Linked DNA regions of Homo sapiens: regions 2, 3 and 4 are each linked to region 1. Evidence: chromatin loops called from intact Hi-C (ENCODE). Cell type or tissue: heart right ventricle. All regions are shown on one strand. Region 1 overlaps COL15A1 (collagen type XV alpha 1 chain). Region 2 overlaps TGFBR1 (transforming growth factor beta receptor 1). Region 3 overlaps GALNT12 (polypeptide N-acetylgalactosaminyltransferase 12). Region 4 overlaps ADIPINT (adipocyte associated pyruvate carboxylase interacting lncRNA).

Evidence for each region. A loop is a pair of places that touch in the nucleus more often than their neighbours do. Peaks named below come from ENCODE experiments on the same cell type or tissue, not always from the same donor. Only the 100,000 strongest peaks of a DNase experiment are listed, where the experiment ranks them.
Region 2: a loop joins it to region 1, with 3 times the contacts of the local background. A loop is called at or near these places in 81 of 110 quality-filtered maps.
Region 3: a loop joins it to region 1, with 3 times the contacts of the local background. A loop is called at or near these places in 55 of 110 quality-filtered maps.
Region 4: a loop joins it to region 1, with 8 times the contacts of the local background. A loop is called at or near these places in 6 of 110 quality-filtered maps.

Annotation. Positions count from the first base shown.
Region 1 is chr9:98,996,311-99,001,310 of GRCh38, forward strand. COL15A1 (collagen type XV alpha 1 chain) reads left to right here. Exons shown (of 42, transcript NM_001855.5): 6 at 624-771; 7 at 4,529-4,641. Among named protein-coding and RNA genes, the nearest start is that of COL15A1-AS1, 54 kb to the left of the region's middle. RefSeq lists enhancers at 1,983-2,739, 2,740-3,495. In heart right ventricle, CTCF peaks have their summits at 2,738 (motif pointing left), 2,940 and 4,327 (motif pointing right); DNase peaks (open chromatin) are centred at 1,491, 2,531, 2,731 and 4,341; H3K27ac peaks cover 4,575 bases.
Region 2 is chr9:99,138,124-99,143,123 of GRCh38, forward strand. It overlaps TGFBR1 (transforming growth factor beta receptor 1), which reads left to right. Exons shown (of 9, transcript NM_004612.4): 5 at 4,413-4,580. Among named protein-coding and RNA genes, the nearest start is that of TGFBR1, 36 kb to the left of the region's middle. In heart right ventricle, CTCF peaks have their summits at 2,787 (motif pointing left) and 3,003; a DNase peak (open chromatin) is centred at 2,783.
Region 3 is chr9:98,846,483-98,851,482 of GRCh38, forward strand. GALNT12 (polypeptide N-acetylgalactosaminyltransferase 12) reads left to right here. Exons shown (of 10, transcript NM_024642.5): 10 at 2,470-3,599. The coding sequence ends at 2,610. Among named protein-coding and RNA genes, the nearest start is that of GALNT12, 41 kb to the left of the region's middle. RefSeq lists an enhancer at 2,165-2,459. In heart right ventricle, a CTCF peak has its summit at 2,242 (motif pointing right); a DNase peak (open chromatin) is centred at 2,249; H3K4me3 peaks cover 637 bases; H3K27ac peaks cover 1,123 bases.
Region 4 is chr9:98,916,154-98,921,153 of GRCh38, forward strand. All of the region lies in intron 1 of ADIPINT (adipocyte associated pyruvate carboxylase interacting lncRNA), which reads left to right. Among named protein-coding and RNA genes, the nearest start is that of ADIPINT, 7.4 kb to the left of the region's middle. In heart right ventricle, a CTCF peak has its summit at 724; a DNase peak (open chromatin) is centred at 688; H3K27ac peaks cover 3,547 bases.

The sequences.
Region 1 (5,000 bases):
GGGTCCAGGGGTGATGCTGTGACTTTTGGAGCCCATGCTAGGATTTCTGCGTAGATCACTGAAGCACTCTGTGTTTCTGTTGGGGTTTTGTTTGTTTGCTTTTCTCTAGTTGGTAATGTTGGTTAAGACACTGACTGGCTTTGGAAAAGCTATATAGATGCTGAAGTTTCCTCGGAAGGAACCACACCCGTCTTTCATTTTCATAGGTGTTTTCATATCTGGCATTGAATTTATATGCAGTTTATTGAGTGCAGCCTGGTTCATTCATTTGTTCACTAATTCATTCAATCATTCCCTCCTCTAACAGATCTTTACTGGGCACCTCCTCTGGCTGACCTGGGATTTGGGAATCACAGAAATGTGGTCCCTGTGCTCAGAGAGCTTTGGCTGAGATGAATAGTCTCACTGTCAAGTGAACAGAATCTAATGACCTCTAGTAGGCACCTCTTTCAGGCCCTGGGAGGTGCAGCCATTGCCCAGGTAGACACCAAGTGGGGCCAAGCTTTCCCCTTGGTTTATTCAGCATCTTGTGGATATATTATTTTCTTCAGTGATATTCTCTGTCATTTCTTCTGCTTTACTGCCAAGTAAATCATTTTGCATCTCATTTTTCCTCCCTTCAGCCCAAAGAAGCAAAAGTTGAACCCATAAACACACCTCCAACTCCATCCTCCCCCTTTGAAGACATGGAACTTTCTGGTGAACCTGTACCCGAGGGGACCCTGGAAACCACCAACATGAGCATCATCCAGCACAGCAGCCCCAAACAAGGCAAGTCCGGATGCACATGCCTACGTAGTGGCCTTTTATTGGGTGATTACTATGTGTCCAGCCGGGGCCATGTATGTAACATACAGAATCTCATTTAACCTTCCCCTCAACCCTTTAAGAAAGGGTGAGAACCACCCTCATTTTACAGACAAGAGGAGGAAATTGAGCCACAGAGAAGTTAAGTAACCCAGCCAGGAGCAAACAGCTTGTGAATGGCAGAGCTGGCATTTGAGCTCAGATAGCAGATCTTCTAACCCCCAGATCTGGAGCTTCTAACTCCCAGATTCTATTCCTTCTGGGGTTTAACAGAAAAGTTTGTAATAATCCTTGCTCTTTGTTGAATACCTACAGTGTGCCAAGTGTTTGGATATTTTGTCTCCAACACCGACAGCATACCGCCTACTCAGTAGCACTAGCCACTATTTTATAGGTGGAAAAACCAACACTTGGAAGAGCTAAGTCCAGAGTCCCCACCCATTCTGACTTTTGCCACAAACTCCCCAACTCTCAGAGGATCAGCTAAACTCCTGTGTGGCACAAGTGAGAAACTGATGGCCAGAGAGGGGCCAGTTACCCAGCAAGGCAGCAGCAGTCCCTAGGAGAAGAGCTGGTCCCCTGGCTGCCCATCCAGGGCTCTGGCCCCTGCCTCTTGTCCCCCTACCTGTGCAGAGGAGCACTGGTAAAAGCCCAGGCGTCAAACACTATCCCCCAGGCACTAGCTTGGCATATGCCCAAGCCCTGAGATCGCTTGTGGTTTCTGTCATTTCTCAGAGGGGCCGTCACTTCAGACTGAAGATGTAAGTACAAGATCATTCCTGGCAGCACTGTTCTTAGGAACAAAAATAACCCAAACTGCCCACAGTAGGGATTGGTCGGCCAAATTCTATTTCATTCATACATACAGCCCTGACACTGGTGATACAGAAGATTTAATGACCCAGGGACATGCTCGTGGTATATTCCACCAAAAAAGCAAATTCCAAAATTATGTCTATGACCCTAATTTTGAATATATGTTATTTATATCTATTTACATATAGCTATGTAGAGCGATGTGTGTGTATTAGATACATCACATATTAGACGTAATATTCATCAAAATGTTATAAGCAGTTATCTCTGAGTGGTAGGATTATGGATGGTTTTTACTTTTTTTATTGTACTTCCGTATTTTATTAATACAAGTCTTCTACAATAATACATATCACTATTCTTTTTGCTTCTGCCATCAGTTAATGAGTGTTATTTTAACAACTAAATTTGGGGAGTCTGTGGGTCAGAGAAAGTATAGAGAACTGGAGAGAAAAAATTGTAGGATAATTTAATAACGTCATGACAGAGCCAAGGAGGCAGGGTGTTGCTGTGGAAATACTGCCCGCTGGGGAGAGTCAGACAGCTTGGAAGGAGGCCCTGCCTAGCCCCCTATTTGCTGTCGGCCTGGGGCAAGTTGCTGATCAGTTTCCAAGCTTCAGATTCCTTAGCCGTCCTCTGGGAGCATGAACAATCCCCGATGCTGGGTGGATGAGAGGGCTGAATCTGGCCGCAGTTGTGGAAGTGGCTTCTGAATTGCGAATGCTTTTCTCAGGGGTGGAATTAGGATCTCTCAGCAAGGGGTTAAGGTGAAGGGGCTGGGGCGAGGGCTTTCCTAGACTGAGAAGATGAGGTCCACGTGGGGACTGGGCTCTGATCCCAACGCAGCTCGCCTGTTCCCGGGATCAGCCACACTCCTTATCTAGCAGACAAAAGGTCAGTTGAAAGCAATGGAGCTAGCCAAAGTGTCCTTTTCTTCTTGATGTGTAGACAGCCCGGATGGTGGGAGAAAGCCCTGGCTAAGCAAAGCCCCTAATATTTGCATTCAGAGCTTCCCTGACACCATCGTGACCCGTGGAAGGGGCCACCCCACCTCCTTCTTCCCAGGGGTCAGTCCTTGGAGGACAGGCAATCGGCTGCTTGCACGGCACCCCCTGGTGGTCAGAGCAGGGAAGACGAGAGTGCTCGACCCGTGCTGGCCACTCTTCCATCACAGGATGGGACAGGAGTGGGTGGGGAGGGGGGCAGAGTCCTTTGGAGGATTTGGCACCTCTTCCAGAGTTATTGTGACCATGGGACCTGCGTGAGCACAGCGTGTGTGGGAAGGGCCTGGCCCGGGGACAGGCTGACCTGGCTTCAGGGCCCTTCCCAGTCTCAGTCTCATTCCCAGGGTTAATAATACTGAGGTATTGATGTGTGGATCCGGCAGGTCACACCTGTCATGGGGTGATAGTGGGATCCCCAACCAGGATCTGCCCACCTGCAGGAAGGTGGTGGGAGGGGTCCCGGTGGGCAGGACAGGTGGGCCAGCAGGAGGGTTGCTGGAGGGAGTGCATGGGACAATCTTGGCATGGGCCCAGCCATAACAGGCGTGCAGTCATGGTAGTACAACTTCTTTTTCTTCTTCTTCTTCTTCTTTTTTTTTTTTTTTAGACAGGGTCTTGCTCTGTCACCCAGGCTGGAGCACAGTGGCACAATCATGGCTCACTGCAGCCTTGACCTCCCAGGCATGAGCTCCCTCCTTAGGCTCCTGAGCAGCTGGGTCTACAGCCACATGCCACAATGCCTGGCTATTTTTTTTTATTTTTAGTAGAGATGGGGTCTCGCTATGTTGCCAAGACTGGTCATGAACTCCTGAGCTCAAATGATCCTCCTGCCTTGGCCTCCCAAAATACTGGGATTACAGGCATGAGCCACCATGCCCGGCCAATGAATAAGTTTTCTTTGCTTCAAAAATCCATTTGCGTTTTTTTTTTTTTTTGAGATGGAATCTCACTCTGTCACCCAGGCTGGAGTGCAGTGGCACAATCTCAGCTTACTACAACCTCTGCCCACTGCAACCTCTGCCTCCTGGGTTCAAGTGATTCTCCTGCCTTGGCCTCCCAAGTAGCTGGGGTTACAGGCATGTGGAATCACACCTGGCTAATTTTTGTATTTTTAGTAGAGATGGGGTTTCACCATGTTGGCCAGGCTGGTCTTGAACTCCTGACCTCAAGTGATCTGCCCACCTCGGCCTCCCAAAGTGCTGGGATTCCGGGCTGCTTTTTAAATTGCAAAAGAAATATATGCATGTGGGAACAATTAAATTAATGCTCAGTTGTATAAACCAGAAAAATAATAGTTTCCTCTTCTTACACTCCTATCTTCTGGAAAATATCAGTACTAAACACTGTGGTTTAGCCAAGTATATAAATATATAAGCACATACATATACATATACATATACATATATGTATATATTATGTATGTCATAATCATTATTACATAACATGAATATGTTATATATATAATAATGATACGATATCTATACTCATACTTTTTTTTTCTATTTTACACACGTAAAACCATATCAACAATGAACATTTATCAATTGCTTACTATATGCCAGGGGCTGTCCTCAATGCTTTATTTGCATTAACTTACTTAGTCCTTGTGACACACAGTACTCAAAACAACCCTATGAGGTAGGAATTATTGTAATTCCCCATTTCTAGATAAGGAACTTGAGGCAGAAGTTGAGCGACTTGCCTGCAGGTGGTGCCAGAGCCTGGAATGGAAACCACACATGCTTTGCCATGTATGTTGTTCTGCAACTTGTTTTTTCCCCCTCTTGACCCTGTGTCATGGTATCTGAACATCTTTCCAAGTTAGCTGGTGAAGAGATACCTCATTCTTTTCCAAGACTGCAAAATGTAGTTATTGATAGCAGAATGCCTGCTTCCTGTAGGGTCTGGTGAGATCCTGAATGACACACTGGAGGGGGTTCATTCTGTGGATGGTGACCCCATTACTGACAGCGGCTCAGGGGCTGGGGCCTTCCTTGACATTGCTGAAGAAAAGGTGAGTAGATGGTAAATTTCATTTGATTAGTCAGTAGTAGGCTTGTTTGCTTATTTCAAACTTGGTGATGATTTTACTGAGCACCAGAGAGAACCACAAGGGTTTTGGTTGAATAGCATCAAGATTGCTTCTGTCCTCATGGTACAGAGGAGGTCAGAGTCCCAGGGCCACAGAGGCTCTCCAGGGATGCACAGGACTGGTGGGGGATATGCAGTGCAAGCTTGTCCTCACACTTGCCTGTGATGAGCGAGCGTCCAGGCCTCACCAATGCAACCCCGCCCTCCTGCTCAGTTGTGAAGGCACATAGCTTTATCAGCCCTTTGAGTCCCCTTCAAGACAGAATCAGATTAACTGCAGGT
Region 2 (5,000 bases), 140 kb after region 1:
AACAAGATCTCTTTAAGTCTTTACAGATATGGTGACTAACCATCATCAAAGTAGATGAGACATAGATGTCTCTCATGTAGATTAGACCCATTAAGTCGAATACAATATATTAGTAACTTTTAGAACTAGGAACTTCTTCAAGATTTTCTTGACTCTTGATAGCATTCCTAAAATCTCTTAATGTTTTATAAAATATAAAAGAGCTATTTTAAAAAGCCATGTACTTTGTTGGTTTAGTTTAGGGCAGTTAGTTATTGAGAGTACTCATGATATAGAAAAGATATATAAACTTGCTCAAAATTTTGAGAATAGGGCTCAGATAGCTGTTTCCTTTTAATCTCTTCCTGACCAGTAGGATGTTTCAATATGGACTATTGACCTTATTAATGGGGAGAGTAAAAATAACTTGTCAGTGTTCTGAGTTGCCAAGGGCTAAATAGATGAATCTTCTGGCAAACTCAAAGAGATAAATTGTTTCTTCAACCACCCTGGTAACTGTACGGACACTTTTCTGCCTATCATGCTGGTGCCTGAGGCCCAGTGTCAGGTCAGATGCTGAAGAAGGAAGGAAGCCTGTCAGCAGGGAGTCAGAATGAGTGGGGACTGCAAGCAGTGACCTTAGACTGTGCTGCTGCCACTTTCTTAGCTTCCGTTAATACCTTTATGCCCATGATTCCTACTTTTTTTTTTTTTGAGATGGAATCTCGCTCTGTAGCCAGGCTGGAGTACAGTGGTGCAATCTCGGCTCACTGCAGCTTCTGCCTCCTGGGTTCAAGTGGTTCTCCTGCCTCAGCTTCTCGAGTAGCTGGGACTACAGGCGTGCACCACCATGCCCAGCTAATGTTTGTATTTTTAGTAGAGATGGGGTTTCACCATGTTGGCCAGGTTGGCCTCCATCTCTTGACCTCGTGATCCACCCACCTCACCCTCCCAAAGTGCTGGGATTACAGGCATGAGCCACTGTGCCCAGCCCCCACGATTCCTATTTTTACTGCCTCTGTCAGAGACTTGTGTTTCAGCTCCACTCTTGTCATCCCTACCCCTGAATCAAATGTATTTCCCAGCTTTCCTATTTAAAAAAAAAAAAAAATGCTGTCATTATCTCTTAGCTTGGCCAGACCTGTAGTCATCTTTTTCCTTCTCCCACCTTCCATTTACTTCAGCAATATTTATTTATTCAAATATTAACAGTGTTTAACCTCAGTTGGTAATTATGGGTGATTTTTATTATTTTTCTTTTAGCTTCTCTGGGTTTTCAAATTTATTTACAAGCATGTACTGCTTTTTTTTGTTATTGACTTTTATTTGTAGAAAATTTCCAATATGTAGAAAAGCAGAGTAGTTACAGTGATCCCTCATCGTCCAGCTTCAACAGTTGTCAGGTCACTGCCAATCATAATTGATGTCTGATCCCACCTACTCTGCCCTAACTGTGTTATTTGAAGCTGGTCCCAGACAATATGTTTTCATCTGTAAACACTTATAAAATGTAATTTGTATCTTCAAATGATGAGGAAATGTTTTTATGAAACAACCACACTACCATTGTCAGTTTTTTAAATGTTATCAAATATCCAGTTAGGTTCAATTCTATAATTGTCTCCTATTAAAAAAATTATTTATTCAAATTATGATTCTAAGTCCACAAGTTATATTTAGTTGATATTTCTCTTATGTGTCTTAAAATTTAGGTCCCCCCTTCATCTTTTTTCTCCTCTCGCAGCTTATTTGTTGAAGAAATTGGATTGTTTATCCTGAAGGGCCTATCACATTCTGGATTTTGCTGATTGCATTTCCATAGTGTCTCTTAACTTGTTCTTCTATCTTTTCTGAAAACTGGTAGTTAGATTTAGAAGCTAAACCTAATTGGAGTTTTATTGGTTTTCTCAAAATACATACTAAGGATATTATATACATCCTATTGCATCATATGTGGAGGTGTATAGTGTTTGATTAAGACGGGGCAGTGAGGTATATGATGAATGTAGGTAGCGATTATCAGTGGCACCTGACAATGTAATACCTCTTAAGTTAAAAACAAAACAGGCCGGGCACAGTGGCTCACGCCTGTAATCCCAGCACTTTGGGAAGCCAAGGTGGGTGGATCACGAGGTCAAGAGTTCAAGACCAGCCTGGCTGGCCAAGATGATGAAACCCCATCTCTACTAAAAATACAAAAAAATTAGCCAGGCATGATGGCAGGTGCCTATAATCCCAGCTACTTGGGAAGCTAAGGCAGAGAATTGCTTGAACCTGGGAGGTGGAGGTTGCAGTCAGAGCTGAGATCGCACCACTGCACTCCAGCCTGGGCGACACAGGGAGACTCTGTCTCAAAAAAAAAACAACAACAAAACAAAACAAAACAAAAAATAGTAATCAGTCTGACCAAATCCTTAGTTCTCATTTTCGTTTCTGCCTTTATCACCATTTATTTCCTCCCCCAACTCTTAAAACAACCTTTTCTTTATTTACTGTGTTTGATGACCCTAGACTTTCCTTGTTCCTTCTTACTTCTTCATAGTTGTCTTTGTTTTCTCAACTCTTACTCTTCTCACTGGTTCATATGAAGGTACTGATTTTATAAGTGGTAATTTCTTCCTTAAGAACATAGCCACATTCATGGTTTCAAACTCTACCATGTTGGCAACTCTCAAATCTCCATTTGAAAGCTTAAACCTCACCCAGGGTCTGGATTTTGTCACATTCCAAGTTACAAACACAGCAGCACAAAATGTTGGTGAGTCTGTGCCCTGAACTTCTAACCAGGCTGATGCTGTCATCTGGTGGTCACCATGGGAACTAGCTGACCCTACTGGCTCTTCCCTACTCCCCTTCTTTCTTCTTTGTCAGGGGTTAATGTACTTTCTCTGAGCCTAGCCCCTCCACCTCAGTTCCTTTATCTTCTCCTGATTTAGTTAATTCCACCCCCGGCAGCCCTTTATATTTATGGCCCCTTACATATAACCTTCCTTCTATCTTGTCCATAACCTGTGGTTTCCCTTTCTTCCATCTGCCTGTCTTCCACTTTGTTTCTTGTATTTGTGAGCTTTTCAAAATTCAGTAATGGTTAAGAGGCATGCAAATAAGCTAGTGATGTGCCTATATCAAGGAAAAGCAAGGGTGCGAGTTTGGTCAGAATCAGTTTATAAAGTTCATGAAGAACAAATTAATACTAAGTCCTTTTAAATGTACCCAGAAATCTCCTCCAGAATCTTCTGAAAAGTTTCTATTCCTTTCTTAATCTCTTCTAATCAGAGTTGGTTTTCTTCTTCAACCAAATACCTTCAAAATAGAAGCTGTTTCATGTCAATATGGATTTTTTCTTTTGGTTTACAACCAGCAGGGAAAGAAAGAGCACAGTTTATGTACTTCTTACCTAAAGAATCTAGCATTCCGTTTTTTAAATCTTAACAGTCTTACAAAGTAAGACTTTATTCTTGTATAAAAGGAGAAACAGGCTCCTTGTCAGTAACAGGCAGGCCGTGGATTCCAACCAGGTTAGAATGACTCTAAGCGTCCATCTTTTACTGGATTGTGCTGTCTCCTAATGTTGTAATGCTTTTTTTCTTCATGGCTTAATTAAGCATGTGGTTTTCCAGCTACTTCTAGGTTAAATTAGATTGTCGTGGACCAGTCTAGCTTAGGAGCCTAGCTAGTGTCTTTACCATTATTCCTATGAGAAAACATGTTTTAAACTCGTGTTTTGGCTTACAGAGGAAATTTTGGAACCCACGTTCCTCGTTGTTTGAGTTTAGTCCCAGCTTTTCCAGTTTTGCTCCTGACATTTCAGTTCCTATTTCAGCTTCCCCATGTGTTAGAGGTATCACTATTTCTGTTTTTCTAAGCTAGCAACCTTGGAATCATAATCATCTTGTCTTGCGTCTTTGTGAACTGTGTACACAATCTGTCACTAAAGCTTGTCATTTCTTGTTGAAACTCACTTTCAGTTTTGTCCCATACTCTTCCATTCCCACTGTGGCCACACTGGTCTCCGGAGACTTCTCACCTCCTTGCTTCCCTCTCTGTTCCTTCCTTTTTTTTAACCTTCTCTCCTTCCAGGAACAGCCACTGAGCACCCAACCCGACCCAGAGATTTTTCTAGGCACTTAAGAGTGCCAGCTCTGATACCAATTATCTGTGAAGACTCAAAAAAGTCACCATCTTTGTCTCTTAAATGGGATTAATTATACTTGCCTTATCTCAAGAAGAGGGGCTTACTCTGAGGAACTAAAGGATGTGTACATAAAAGTATAAAACAAACAATGTAGAAGAAAATGTGAAGGAAATACAGACTTAAGGTGGCATTATATTGCAGTGTGTGACTCAGGATTGAGAGTAAAAAGTAATAACCATTGAACAAATAAATCATAAATGGTCTGCAGCCCAACCGAAATGTTAATTCTGTTTTACAGACAATGGTACTTGGACTCAGCTCTGGTTGGTGTCAGATTATCATGAGCATGGATCCCTTTTTGATTACTTAAACAGATACACAGTTACTGTGGAAGGAATGATAAAACTTGCTCTGTCCACGGCGAGCGGTCTTGCCCATCTTCACATGGAGATTGTTGGTACCCAAGGTAATTCTATAAGCAGTTCTATTATTTAAGCTTTAAATTTTCATGAATAATGTCTATGAAAATAGAAGGTGGAGGCTGGGCCTGGTGGCTCATGCCTATAATCCCAGCACTTTGGGAGGCTGAGGTGGGCAGATCGCCCGATCTCAGGAGTTCATGGCCAGCCTGGGCAACATGACAAAACCGCATCTCTACCAACATACAAAAAATTAGTCGGGCATGGTGGCATGCACCTGTAGTCCCAGCTACTCAGGGGGCTGAGGTAGGAGGATTACCTGAGCCTGGGAGGTCGAAGCTGCAGTGAGCAGACATCATGCCACTGCACTCCCAGCTGAGTAATAGAGAGAGACCCTGTCTCAGAAAAAAAAACAAAAACAAAAACAGTAGGTGGCCTAACTGGAGATATTTAAAACAAATTTTTTA
Region 3 (5,000 bases), 150 kb before region 1:
CAAGTGTAAGGATGTTAGCCAAAGTGTTAGATCCAGATATAAGCCACCCCACCTCTCTAAGCCTTGTTTTTCCCAGCTTTAAAATAGGTACAATAGGCCAGGCACAGTGGCTGACGCCTGTAATCCCAGCACTTTGGGAGGCCAAGGCAGGTGGATCATCCGAAGCCAGGAGTTCGAGACCAGCCTGGCCAATATGGCAAAACCCCATCTCTACTTAAAAAAAAAAATAGCCAGGTGTGGTGGCATGCCCCTGTAGTCCCATCTACTTGGGAGGCTGAAGCAGGAGAATCACTTGAACCGGAAGGCGGAGGTTGCAGTCAGCCGAAATCATGCCACTGCACTGTAGCCTGGGAGACAGAGCGAGACTCCGTCTCAAAAAAAAAAAAAAAAAAAGGTGCAATAATAGCAGACTTACTTTACTGAGGATTAGATGCATAGCCAGAAATATTCTTTGGAAACTATAAAGCTCGATAGAGATTAGTTGTTGCTTGTGGTATTATAACCAAGAAAACACCTCTGATAGAGTAGTCTCCCTGGATAGTCACAGTTGATTTGAAACTGAGGGTTACCTCAGACCTGAGGGTGCTGGCCCCACCACACTTGCAGTCAGCTTGCATCAGGACTTGTAAATCGATCATATCCTTTGACTCACTAAAAAGCATGTGAGGGAATAAATCCAAAGAAAATCATTTGAAAGAAAAAAATTCATTGTTTTTTATCTCCCTGGGCAGCTTTCACTCCCAATATACTGCTTATAAATGGGTTTATTCTAAAGATGATTAAAAGCTGGAATATGTTTTCCTGCAGAAAAATGTTGTCACTAGCAATGACATTTGCAGGCTGCCCAGAAAAGCCACACACCATGGTGTTACCTATTGAATACAGGAAAATAAGAAGGAAAAATACTTCTGCACACCCCAGACGTCTCTGATCTTCTTGAATGTCCTCCTCTTCCCATCTTTCTCCCAACCAGAAGCCATTGTAAGCCCTCAAGGAATGGTAGTGGACACTAGAAACAATAAAATCAGTTTGACATATCAAAAATTTTATCTTAAATTTCAGTGACCATTTAAGGAAAAGGAAGTTTGTTCAGGAGGCTGGGAAGAAGGATACTGAATTGGATTTTTTACCTTTCTTCAGGACGCTTAATACTTTGATTCATATGTGAAAAGGATACAGCTTGATTTATTATATTTCATCAGTCATGCCCTAAATATATATATATAAAACAAATATATATTGAACAGAAACATATGTGAATTCTGAAGGAAATGTCCCCACTTATATTCACTAGACCATAATAGAAAGCTTAGTTCTTAGGGCTGGATCTTTTTTTTTTTTTTTTTTTTTTGAGACGGAGCCTTGCTCCACCAAGGCTGGAGTGCAGGGGTGCAATCTCAGCTCACTGCAACCTCTGCCTCCTGGGTTCAAGCGATTCTCCTGTCTCAGTCTCCTGAGTAGCTGGGACTACAGGCGCCCGCCACCACGCCCAGCTAATTTTTTGTATTTTTAGTAGAGATGGAGTTTTGCCATGTTGGCCAGGCTGGTCTTGAGCTCTTTGGCCTCAAGTGATCCACCTGCCTCAGCCTCTCAAAGTGCTGCGATTACAGGCGTGAGCTACTGTGCCCAGCCTTGTATTTTCTTATGTAGGCCTAAAAACCTCTGAAATGTCATTTCTTGGATTCTACAAAACATGAGTTTGGATTTTTTTGAATGAAAAAAGTTCCATTTAGTGAACAGCACATCACAAAGGTTTTTCACTGATGTTGTTATTCACTCTGCCTGTTTGCTGCTCAGCCATGATTAAGTTCGTTGCATACAGCTTATAACAGAGAGGCAGAGGGAAAAGATAAACACCAGGCCTGAGAGAGAGACTTGCTGAGATAATTGAGCAAGGGCTGGCAGAAAGGAGAGAAGCAGGAGGTCATTAAAGAAGACCATCGTCTTTGGGGTTTGGGAATTGGCACAAGGCATATAACCCACTGATTCTCTGATGTGTGACAGGTGAGTAGCTCAGGCCAAGTGACTGGCTTCCTCATCCATCTGGTCTGTGGCTGAGCTGGGACTACAGCCAAGTTTCCACACTCTGTTTAAATACCTAAGAGAAAGAGATCACCCTGCACGGAATGAGTTGACCTAAGAGGAGTGAAAGAGATAAACAAAGGATCTTTGTTCCTGATTTCCCTGAAGGAAGCCAAATGCAATAGGGAGATGTAGGGTATGACACATGCCCAGAGCAGCCAGCAGGTGGCACCATCGGTCCTGTGAGAGGCAAGCGGGACGCAGCCTGTACAAGCCTGGTGCTGTGTCCCCGGGACAGTCCTGAGTTGCTGCGTTACACGGAAGACACTTACCCCTCAATAAATATTTCTGAAATGGTAAAAATCAGACCCTGATCTCTTTAAAACATGTCTTTAGGAAAAAGAGACTTTTCTGATGACTTGCCTGTCATTCTGTTATCTTTTGTAGGATGGATCTTTATTTCACGAACAGTCCAAGAAATGTGTCCAGGCTGCGAGGAAGGAGTCGAGTGACAGTTTCGTTCCACTCTTACGAGACTGCACCAACTCGGATCATCAGAAATGGTTCTTCAAAGAGCGCATGTTATGAAGCCTCGTGTATCAAGGAGCCCATCGAAGGAGACTGTGGAGCCAGGACTCTGCCCAACAAAGACTTAGCTAAGCAGTGACCAGAACCCACCAAAAACTAGGCTGCATTGCTTTGAAGAGGCAATCATTTTGCCATTTGTGAAAGTTGTGTTGGATTTAGTAAAAATGTGAATAAGCTTTGTACTTATTTTGAGAACTTTTTAAATGTTCCAAAATACCCTATTTTCAAAGGGTAATCGTAAGATGTTAACCCTTGGTATTTAGAAAATTAAAACCTTATAATATTTTTCTATCAAGATGTATATTTTACAGTCGTGCCTTTTACTCTCATTAGCAAAAAAGATAAAGATTTTATTTTGGTATTTACAAGAATTCCCAGGTACGAAGATATCTGCATGGGTGGAAATCAGGTTCAAGCAACGTACTTTGCATTAACTGATAATACCTCAGCTGCGGGGTTAAAGTTTTCCCAGTATAGAGAGACTGTCACTAGGAACATTGTATTGATTTATTCAGGTCATTGAGATCTTCTAGATGTATTTTAAAAAGAATGCTTTTTGGTTATGTGTTGCTACCACAGTTAACACTCCATAATGTTCATGTCAGCCAAAGAGGACTAACCAAAGCTGAAATCTCAGAGAACAATTTGCTTTACTAAGCTGAGTCAACTTGAGAGCGAACTTCTAACAATGCCGCACTGTAGTGTGGCTGGTTCTACCACTATGACTTTAAAACATGTTTATATCATTTTTAATTTTTATGATACGGTAGTGTCAGGGAGAAATGTAATGTTCTATATGAAATTCCTTTTTCAAGTTTGTTCATTAATAACAGTTATTAATTTAAATCAGCGTTAGAGTTTGTGCTGCTGCAACTGCTGTGAAAATTTCTCTGAGTAATTCTGATTTGTGAATGATCCCAGACCAACCCTGAGATTTTGTCAACCTGATTAAGTCAATATGAATGATTAAAAAGATGTGAGAACACTGACTGCAGATCTTTTTGTACTGTAAACCAAAAATAAAATTCTAGGGCCGGGTGCGGTGGCTCACGCCTATACTCCTAGCACTTTGGGAGGGCAAGGAGGGCAGATCACTTGAGGTCAGGAGTTCGAGACCAGCCTGGTCAACATGGCGAAACCCCGTCTCTATTAAAAATACAAAAATTAGCTGGACGTGGTGGCATGCGCCTGTAATCCCAGCTACTCCGGAGGCTGAGGCAGAAGAGTCTCCTGAACCCAGGAGGCGGAGGTTGCAGTGAGCCAAGATCGCGCCACTCTACTCCAGCCTGGGCGACAGAGCCAGACTTTGCCTCAAAAAATAAAAAATAAAATTCTGGGGTCCCCCATCTGATTGAATGGACTCCTCTCTTGGCCAAGAAGATCCCAAAAAAACCTGAACCTAGTTCAGAACTGAAAAACTAGTTCAGGCCATGATGAGAAGGGAGCAGTATCCAGACAAGCCTCATTACCCTCTCCTCCCTTTGGAGTTTAAAGACAACTGACTGGCATTCACGTTAAAACAGATCTCTTAAGATGGACCAAACAGACTCTTTGTAGCAACACATACCAAATTCCAACCTGACTGGTATAACATCCTATGACCCTGAAGGAAATCCAAGTATTTTGCCACAAAATATATTTCTTTAACATATTCTGAAATGGCCCTGCAAAGCTGTCTCTTGCGGGGGAAATTTACATTCTGTAGAGAATCTCCTTCCCTAACTAGGTCTTTTCAGGAGAGTCTGACACTTTTTAAGGTCTGATAAGAGACCTTCACATCTATTTTCTCTGAAGCCTGCTACCTGGAGCTTCATCTACATAAGAACCTTGGCTTCCACCCACCATCCCCCCCACCCCACCCCACCCCACCCCACCCCTTACTTAGTTCAGCTGACTTGGACTCTTCAGGCAGAGCTTAACTCTTTCAACCAATTGCCAATCAGGAAATCTTCGCATTCGCGTGTGACCTGGAAGCCCCGCCCCCCGCCCCCTTCTTTAAGATGTCCCGCCTTTCCAGGCCAAACCAAGTTATGTCTGCCTGTAACTTCTGTTTCCCTAAGATGTGTAAAATCAAGCTGTAACCAACCACCTTGGGCACATATTCTCAGGACCTCCTGAGGTTGTGTCACAGGCCATGATCCTTAACCTTGGCAAAATAAACCTCTGAATGGATTGAGACCTGTCTCAGATAGTTTTTGGTTTACAGGACCAATCAGATGGGAGCGATGAAGATACACGTGGAATTGATTAAAAGGTATCAATTTGTGTCTCAGGCTCTTTTTGACATACATTCTCCACTCAGATCCTGTCAAGGACCAGTTTAACATTTACCCAGAAACAACTTGGCTTGGGCTGGCTCGAATCCATCTGATGCAACTTAACTTATCTGT
Region 4 (5,000 bases), 80 kb before region 1:
TTTCCCTCCCGTTGATGGTTAGGTTTCTGTTCCTTGACAGCCTGAATCATGGCCTCCAAGATCTTATTTACTTACTTATTTATTTTTATCAATAAATAAGTATTTATTTATCATCATTTATATGATGATCACGTTGGATTGTCACCCAGGCTGGAGTGCAGGGGTGTGATCATAGCTCACTGCAGCCTCAAACTCCTGGGCTCAAGCAATCCTTCTGCCTCAGCCTCTCTAGTAGCTGGGACTATAGGTGCATGCCACCATGCCTGCATAATTTTATTTTTAATTTTTTTTAGAGTCAAGGATCTTGCTATGGTGCCCAGGCTGGCCTTGAACTTCTGGCCTCAAGCAATCCACCCATCTCAGTCTCCCGAGTAGCCGGGATTACAGATCTACATTTAGAACAGGACTGCAAAGAAAGGAAAGGAGAAATGAAGAAAAGGAAGCAGACAAAGTTCTGGTTTTCAGTAGTTCCTTGGAGAGCTCAAGACTCAGACTCTGACCCTGTCTGCAAAGGGGGATCGTCCAGCCTTTGAAATAACCATTTCCTTCCCTCCTGGCCTTTTTCAGATCAGAGAGGTGGGAGGGGGCGTGGAGATTTAGTTCCCGGATGCACTGAACAGGAGGCTGTGAGCTTTCCTCTGATGTGCGACTCTTCTGCAGGGGCCCTGGCCCTGGGAGGCGGGGCTCTGGGCTGCGGCAGCTCCTCCTGTGGTCTACCTTGGCTTCACTGCAGGCCCAGCTGCTGCTGACCACGCGGGTTTCTTTTAAGAGGCTTGGCTGACCCTCAGCACAGCTGAAATGTTCTGAGACCTTGAATGTCAGAGATGGAAGCAACTTTATGATTCTCTGGGCCAGAGGTTCCCAGGCTGGGGTCCCTGGACTTGGGGTGCTCAGACTATTCCCGGTTCTTTCAAAAGCTGAAAAGAAACAGTATATAGCCCCTGTGTGAGGGCTCACGGGCTCGTAAAAGTATCCGGTGTCTTGACTTTTCTCTGAAATCAGCTCCAGCTGGTCCCTCTGTACCCTGGTGTTGCTGGTGACAGTGATAGCTTCCCACTGAACTTAGCTGCTAGAAGCAAGGTGAAGCCCTTCACACACCATCTCACTGATCTTCGATCCTGTAAGATGGGTACGTTTATGAGTCCTATTTTGCAGATGGAGACACTAAGTGCCAAAGGGGTTAAGCACTGTGCCCGAGTTCACACACCCAGCAGCCTGACTCCACAGCTCCAACCCCCAGCTACTAGCAAATAGTCCTCTGAAAGCTCAGTTATTTAGCTTTGAACACAGCAAAACTCATCATTATTCAGGGAAGATAATTTAGTAGAGAAAATGTTGAGATCTAAGTACTACACTTAGGAGGAATAATAAAAGGGTTGGTGGAATAGTTGAGGATATGCCATTTTTAATTTTTTATTGATTTTGTTTTGTTTTGTTTTGTTTTTCTTTGCTCTTGAGAGATGGCACATGCCACTTTGTTTTGTAAAACAAAGGCCTAGAGAAGTGAGGGTCCTGCCCAGTGTCATCTTGGGAACTGGTAGCCAGGACGAGAACTTGTTTCACTTTGCGTGGACTTCTTGGGTCTGACTCCAGAGGGCCTCCAGGGCAGCAGTGGCTTGTCCCGAGCTGATGGCATATGACTGGGGGTTCCCTGGAAGGGTCTCTGACATCCCCCTGTCCTGGCAGGCCACTCCCCAGCAAGGGTCAGGCCACACATCTTGACTAGCTTTCCACCAGTCCCCACCGACCTCCCACCAGCTGCACATTGCCTTGGCCTTGCCAGACCACAGAGCCGTTTAGAGCTGGCAGAGGCCAGCAGAATTCATCTTCAGCAAACTCTTCCTTCCAATCCCATCATTGTACATGTACTTTATGATTTGCAAAGTGCTTCCACATCTTCCACATCATTCAACTTGAGACCCAGGGCTGTTCTGGGAGCTGGGTGGGGGAGGGATAGTACCCCATTTTACAAAAGGAGAAAAGGAAGTTCTAAGAGGCAAAGTACCTTGTTCAAGGTCACACACTCAGATAAGAAATGTTGGAGTCAGAAGTTGGAGCTGGGTTGACCTTTTCCATTCCAGTGCCTGTTGCACCAAACAGCCTCCCTGTTTGGAATGAGGAATTGCAAGAAGCAGCGGTAAGTCACATGCCAAGCTGGGTTGTGCCAAGAACTTTATATTTAACTAACAGCATCGCCATTAACCATATCTTTTTTCCCATAGTGGACAAATACAGGTACCTAAATTAAAACAATTTTATCTGTGTCAACCAAGATTGCAGGCCTGCACTCTGAGAACTCATGATGTAATGAATAGACACAAATGTTCAAGGCAGAAGTGGTTTATATTCTAGACTCATAACTGTCTCACTGTGACCCTGAGAAAATGTTATGCTCTGGGCCCCTGTTTTCCATGTGTACAATGAAGATAATAATACCTAACACCTACCTTGCTTGTTATGAAAATGATTAGGGCCGTCATATACAAGTTTCTTCGTAAAATTTTAAGACGTGTTATACAACTATTACACATGACCATGAATCTTCGTAAACACCTAAGGCAAGGGAAATTCACATACACACACACACACACACACACACACACACACACACACATAAACACATTTATATGTAATTAATGATGAATAAGTACATCCTAAGTAGTTTACATGGCTCATTCTATTAATTGGAACAAGAGCCTTGTGGAAGCTAGTACCATGATCATTCCCATTTTATAGATGAGGAAACTGAAACCCAGAGATCTTAAGTAACAGGTAGCAAATGGCAGAAGCAGGATATGAAATCTGGATAACAGGTAAGCTCTTTAACAGCCAAGGTGCATCAGAATCACCTGAAGGGCTGGTTAAAATATGAAATGCTGAGTCCCACCCCGTGATTCTGATTCAATAGGTTTGGTGTGGGGCCTGAAAATTGGATGCTGATACTGCCGGATCAGGGACCACACTTTGAGAGCCACTATGTTAAGCTTTGTGCCCAAGACCACATACCCAGCAGTCTGACTCCACAGCTCCAACCCTCAACTACTAGCAAATAAATAGTCTTTTAAAAGCTCAGTTGTATAGCTTTGGATACTGCAAAACTCATCATGATTCAGGGAAGGGAATTTGGTAGAGAAAATGTTGGGGTCTCAGTACTACACGTAGGAGGAATAATAAAAGGGTCTCACTGCTTGTAATCCCAGCACTTTGGGAGGCCGAGGCGGGCTGATCACGAGGTCAGGAGATCGAGACCATCCTGGCCAACATGGTGAAACCCTGTCTCTACTAAAATACAAAAAATGAGCCTGGTGTGATGGTGCATGCCTATAGTCCCAGCTACTCGGGAGGCCGAGGCAAGGGAATCGCTTGAACCCAGGAGGCAGAGGTTGCAGTAAGCTGAGATCGCGCCACTGCACTCCAGCCTGGCAACAGAGCAAGGCTGTGTCTCAAAGAAAAAAAAAAAGTGTCTCACTGTATACAGAGCTCTCCTGCCCTTCCAATGGCCCAATCCAGGCCCCCTGAGGCCTGTGACACAGGTTAGCTGGATCTCTGTATGCACTAGGTGCTTGACTTATGTCTGGTAGATACATGTTACGCTAATGGAGAGGTGTGGAAGTGGACGGTGATGCTGGGTAGACCTTTTCTCCTTCGGAAACCAAGTGAGAGAAGTTACCCCATGCATTTGCCTGTGTTTGAAGGCCCTGCAGGTGCCTGAATCTTTGTGGCTGTGGCTACTCAGGCCCTTCCCCAGGGCCATCCAGCAGGAGGGAAGGCCATTTGTCTGGAAAAGGCACAGGAGAGAATTCACATGATGTCTTCCCAGCTCCCATCAGTCAGGGTTTCCCTTTAAGCTCCTCACACTCCCAGATTTCAGGAAACAGTCTATGAATGGAGAGAAAAGGCACAGCCTTCAAAAACAGAAAGCACAGACCAAGAATATTTAAATTCAATAAACCTAATTTAATTTATGTTTTTGAAAAGAAATAAGAAACCAACTTCCAGAAGAAGAGAAGCATTTCAGAAAACAGGGGTTGAGCCAAAAGCTGTGGTCACAGATATAAGAGAGTAAAAAATCAAGGGCATATGGATATCCACTTGTTCCAGAACTATATTTGTGGAAAAGACTATGCTTTCTCTACTAAATTGCATTGATATTTTTGTAAAAAATCAGTTGTCCAGACCTAGAATAGCCAAAACAATCTTGAAAAACAACAAAGTTGGAGGACTCACACTTCACAATTTCAAAATTTACTACAAATCTGCAGCAATCAAGACTGTGTGGTACTGGTGTAAAGACAGACTTATATCAATAGCACAGAATTTGAGAGTCCAGAAATACAAGCTCACATTTATGATAAGTTGATTTTCTGCAATGGTGCCAAGATCATTCAATGGAGGAAAAAAACCAGAATCTTCAACAAATGGTGTTGGGGCAACTGGATATCCATATGCAAAAGAATGAAGTTGGACCCCTGACTTACACCATATAAAAACATTAACTCAAAATGAACCAAAGACCCAAATGTAAGAGCTAAAACTATAAAGCTTTGAGAAGAAAACATAGGTATAAATCTTCATGACTTTGAATTAGGCAATGGGATATTTCCTCATTTAGTTTGGTCTTGTTTAACTTCTCTCAGCAATGTTTTGTAGTTTTCAGTATAAATCTTGCACAGCTCTGGCCAGACTTATGCCTAAGCATTTCATATTTTTGTGTTACTGTAAATGGTATTGTCTTTGAATTGCAATTACCAATTTTTTTTTGCTTGTGTATAGTAATAAAATTGATTTCTTTATGTTGATTTGATATCCTGCAACCTTGCTAAGCTCACTTATTAGTTCTGCAGCTTTAATGTAGATTTCATCAGATTTTCCCCATTGACAATTATGCCATCTGTGAATAAAGGCAGTTTCTGATCTGGATGCCTTTTCCTTTACTTGCCTTAATGAATTAACTAGAACCTCTGATACAACATAGAAGAGTAGCGAATGCAGAAGGGGGA